Linked DNA regions of Homo sapiens: region 1 is linked to region 2. A link is an interaction called in ENCODE POLR2A ChIA-PET data of the cell type or tissue named here. Cell type or tissue: PC-9. All regions are shown on one strand. Region 1 has its middle 9.1 kb from the start of SPP1. Region 2 has its middle 63 kb from the start of MEPE.

What was found. Peaks named below come from ENCODE experiments on the same cell type or tissue, not always from the same donor. Only the 100,000 strongest peaks of a DNase experiment are listed, where the experiment ranks them.
Region 1: POLR2A ChIA-PET joins it to region 2 with 7 read pairs; 2 of 35 experiments call an interaction of 5 or more read pairs at or near these places.

The regions. Positions count from the first base shown.
Region 1 is chr4:87,983,559-87,986,058 of GRCh38, reverse strand. No RefSeq gene overlaps it. Among named protein-coding and RNA genes, the nearest start is that of SPP1, 9.1 kb to the right of the region's middle. In PC-9, CTCF peaks have their summits at 59 and 258 (motif pointing right); no DNase peak of the experiment used is centred here.
Region 2 is chr4:87,894,993-87,897,492 of GRCh38, reverse strand. No RefSeq gene overlaps it. Among named protein-coding and RNA genes, the nearest start is that of MEPE, 63 kb to the right of the region's middle. In PC-9, no CTCF peak of the experiment used is centred here; a DNase peak (open chromatin) is centred at 1,072; H3K27ac peaks cover 1,997 bases.

The DNA of each region.
Region 1 (2,500 bases), 89 kb before region 2:
CCCTTGCAAGTCTGCTCTTTGGTCCCTTGGATATAACCCCATTTTGTCCTTTCGTGCTTGCTTTCATCCTATCATGAAAAAATGTCCCAGGCTCATTTTTGTGCTCTTGTTGTCTAGGAGGAATCAGCCTTTTCCCCTGTCAGTTTTGTGCCTCCCTGCTCCAAATCCATTGTCTCTGCCCTGCTCTGTGATACTGCTGGAGATGGACCCTGTGAACGTGCTTCCTTTGCCAACTGGCACAGTGGCAAGCTTTGTCAGTAGAGGGCACTGGAGGGACACTGCTGTGCACACAGAGCACCTTGTGGCACTCACCCTCCAGCTAGCCTCCTGCTCAGCTGGCCTGCCCCATGGTTTTCCTTCTTTGCTGGCCTCAGTCTGCTGGAACCCCTGTGGGAAGTCTCTTGTTTTCCAACTTGAGCCCACCAGTTGGACCACTGTGGACCAGCTCTGACTCAGGATAACACAGCAGACTTCTCTGCCATCCCTTGGGCTGTGACTGTACCCTTTCCAGTGAAGTCTGAATCTCAGGAGAGGGCCTCTCCTTTTGCAAGTTGTTCCTTATATGGGCACTTTCAGCCCCATGGTATTGTTAATGTTCTCTTATTTCTCTTATTCTCTCTGGTTATTCTCCTCTTTCTAGTTAATAATTCTTTAAATTAAATTTTCCCTGTTCAAATGACTGGTCTCTTTTCTGTCTTCTGAATGAACCCTGACTAATAGAGAAGTGATGCAGGGAATAGTTGTTAAATAGTACCACTATTCAAATAAGTGATTCCAGGAGTAACTTGGTCATGCCCTTGGATTTGAGCACAGTGCCAAGCCCCTTGCCAAGCATGTGGGAACAACACCATCAATCCAGCCATCACCTGCAGGTGAGTGTGAGGAAGTGCCCACTGCAGCAAGTATGCTGGGAGCCTAAGGGGCTGCTGCACCTGACTAATGATATCTACAAGGACTATGGCATGGCATTGTCTTCTCATCATTAGAAGAGGTTTCTCCACACCCAGACTGTGAAGTTACTCACTCATGTATTTATCTAATATCTTTATAGTTTCCTTTTAAATTTATTGATTATTTAAAAAATTGATATGCAATAGTTGTCTGTATTTTGGGGGCACATATGATGTTTTTGTGTGTGCATATAGTGTGTAATGATCCAATGAGCATAACTGAGATATCCATTTCCTCAAACATTTATCTTTGCTTTATGTTGGGAACACTTGAATTCTTGTCTTTTAGGGTTTTTAACAAATGTATATACAGTAAATTATTGATAGTTACCCTACTGTACTGTCAAATGCTAGATCCTATTTCTTCTACCTAACTGTATATTTGTACCCATTAATCAACTTTTCTTCATCTGCCCCTTACCCTCACCCTCCCCAGCCTCTTGTAGAACCACCAATTTACAGTCTATCTCTATGTGATCCACTTTTCTAGCTACCACATATGGGTGAGAACATGCGATATTTGTCTTTTTGTGCCTGTCTTATTTCACTTAATATAATGACCTCCAGTTCCATCCATGTTGCTGCAAATGACAGGATTTAATTTCTTTTTATGGTCAAATAGTACTCCATTGTGTGTATATACCACATTTTCTTTATCTATTCATCATGAGGGACATTTACATTTATTGCACATCTTGGCTATTGTGAATAGTGCTGCCATAAACATTGAAGTTCAGATATCTCTTCCACATATTGATTTGCTTTCTTTTGGTTATATGCTCAGCAGTGGGATTGCTAAATAATATGGTAGTTCTATTTTTGTTTTTTTGAGAAGTCTCCATACAGTTTTTCATAGTGGCTGTACTAATTTACAGTTCTCACCAGTGTACGAGTGTCCTTCTTTCCCCGAATCCTGGCCTGTGTCTGTTATTTTTTGTCTCTTTGATAAAAGCCATTTTAGCTTGGGTGGGATGATATCTCATTGTGGTTGTGATTTGCATTTTCCTGGTGATTAGTGATGTTGAGCATTTTTCTGTATACCTGTTGGCCATTTGCATGTCTTCTTTTGAGAAATGTCTATTCAGATTTGTGCCCATTTTAAATTGGATTATTTGAGTTGTCTTTTTTTTTCTTTTTTTTTTGATATTAAGTTGTTTGAGTTCCTTATGTATTCTGGATTTTAATTCCTTCTTAGATGTATAGTTTGTGCATGTTTTCTCTTGGTATTTTTGACAACATAGGCGAACCTAGAGGATGTTAAGTTAAATAAGCCAAGCACAGAAGGAAGAGTACTGCATGATCTCACTCATATGTGGAATCTAGAAAAGTTGACCTCATAGAAGTAGAGAGTAGAATAGTGATTACCAGCGGCTGGGAGAGTGGGAAGGTGGATGAGGGGAGGTTAGTCAATGGGTACAAAGTTACAGTTAGCTAGGAGGAATAAATTCTAGTATTCTATTGCAAAGTAGCTTGGCTATAGTCAATAATAATGTATTGTATACTTCAAAATAGCTAGAAAAGAGGATTGAATGTTCTCAGCACAAATAAAT
Region 2 (2,500 bases):
TGGAGACTGTGGAGGGTGATAAATGTTGAAATTAGACAAGATATAAGCCTGGAGAGGTGGGATGTGGCCAAGTCATGTAGGGTCTTGAAAGTCTCATTTGGAGTCATAATGCGCTCCACTGACAGTGAGGGACCCGTTGAGCTCTGTGCAGGACCGGGGTTCCAGCCGACTGAGGGAGATTCCTGGGATGGTGGTGCGAAAGCCAGGTGGAAGCAGAGAAGCAGAAGTAGAAAGATTAGGTAAAAGGTTATTGCACAGTTTTTGTAAATCCACCAGAAGACATGCAAGAATGTTTATGGTATCTCATTCATAATAGCAGCTTTTTTCATAAAACCCAGAGAATAGAAAAATCATATAGTGACAAAAAAGAACAAACTGCTGCTATATACAACAATAGGAATGAGTTCCACAAATATAAGACTGAGGGAAAGAAGCCAGACACAAAAAAAGTAGGTGCTACAGTCCAATGACGAGAAGGTCAAGAAACAAGATTTGTTTCAGGGGAAACAAATGTATGGCTAGAGAAGGCAGAACAATTACCTCTGTGAGGACAGATGGTGCATATTGACAGGGAAGGAACATGAGTGTTCTGGATGTTGGATGTGTTGTATCTTTTGATGGTGGTGGGATTACATGGTTTTCATACACACAACACACATACATAGATAAATGTATACCTACATAGATATGTAAAAATTCAGTGAGTTGCATATTATGATTTGTACACCATACAGTGCATCGTGTACATACACCTGAATAAGAAGATTTTTTAAAAAATTACTGTATAGTTCCATCAATTCTATTAATAATTGTAGAAACTTCCCACTGGAGAGTTTCCTTTTATTTTTCTCTAATTGAGAAAAGAGAACATATTTCTTCGTCTCCTACTCTAACCCAGATTTTTTTCCTGGTTGGTTGGGTGACCTCTCTGTGATTCACTGAATCAGTGGCAAGAGTGGCGGCTTCAGCGAGAGGTGAAGAAAGAGGAGAAGGCTTCAGAGGTAATTGAGGAGAGGGGAGGAAATGAGTCAACTTCCCCTGGGTGTGAAGTGTAAGTTGCCTCACACAGCGGAGGGTGGCCCTCTTCCTCTCAGAATTTCAACATTCCTTCCCTGTTTTCATTCTCCTACACCAATGCCACTGTTTCTTATGAATGAAAATCAGGCAGGTCGCTGTGAGTCACCCATTTTCACATAAAATCACAAGGGACTAACTTTTTTAAACTGGAAGCTAATTGGTGATTTATATGCAGAGCATACAAAGGGTTTGTAGTAATTAGACCGTATGAATGCTTATGAATGTGTAACTGGAAAGCAAGCTGATTTTCTCACAGAATTATGTATATGGAAATTTATGGTTCTGAAATGAATACATGCTTTTCTAAACAAGCTGGTATAAGCCAGACAGAGAATCCTACGAGTAAAGACAGCCAATGAGTGTTTTTGGAGAATAGTTGGTATAGGGTAGAACACATATCAGGGAGAGCGATTAAGGCAGAAAAATTCATTTTGAATAAGATCATGGTTGACTTTGAATGTCAGATGAAAGATTTTCTAAGTAGTTTAATAGGTGACTGGAAACCATTACAGACTTAAGAATAGGGCATAGGATTGAGCTCAGGACAGAAAAATACTTCAGGAAAAAAGAACTTAATAGCCTGAGAATTGTCTGGATGCTCGGGGAAAGTGAAAATGTGTTAATTTTAGAATGGTTTAATAGGAAAAAATAAGCCCTTTAAAAATAATTCTAAATAATAATTTAATCTTGATATTCTTATCTTGACTTGCTTAGTGTGTTTAATCTGAGTAAACTGCTACTTGGATTACCATCTGAATGTCTAATATGATAATGAGTAAATGGTAAACTTTGAGGTTTGCATTTATCTTGGTGAGTATTGGGAATATGGCAATGCAGTGGATATATATTGACTTGCTGTATATGAAATTATGAATAGTTCTACTTTAAAAAATCCCTTCACAAAATCAAAGCCTTTTGGAGGTAACAATACTATGGAATAACATTAATATTTATTTTTATTTATATATTTATTATTTTTTTTTATTTTACTTTAAGTTCTGGGATACATGTGCAGAATGTGCAGGTTTGTTACGTAGGTATACATGTGCCATGATAGTTTGCTGCGCCTATTGACCCATCCATCGTCTAAGTTCCCTCCCCTTGCCCCCCAGCCCCCACAGGCCCTGGTATGTGTTGTTCCCCTCCCTGTGTCCATGTGTTCTCATTGTTCAACTCCCACTTATGAGTGAGAATGTGTGGTGTTTGGTTTTCTGTTCCTGTGTTAATTTGCTGAGGATGATGGCTTCCAGCTTTGTCCATGTCCCTGCAAAGGGCATGATCTCATTCCTTTTTATGGCTGCATAGTATTCCATGGTGTATATGTACAACATTTTCTTTATCCAGTCTATTATTGATGGGCATTTTGGTTGGTTCCATGTTTTTGCTATTGTAAATAGCGCTGCAATAAACATATGTGTGCACG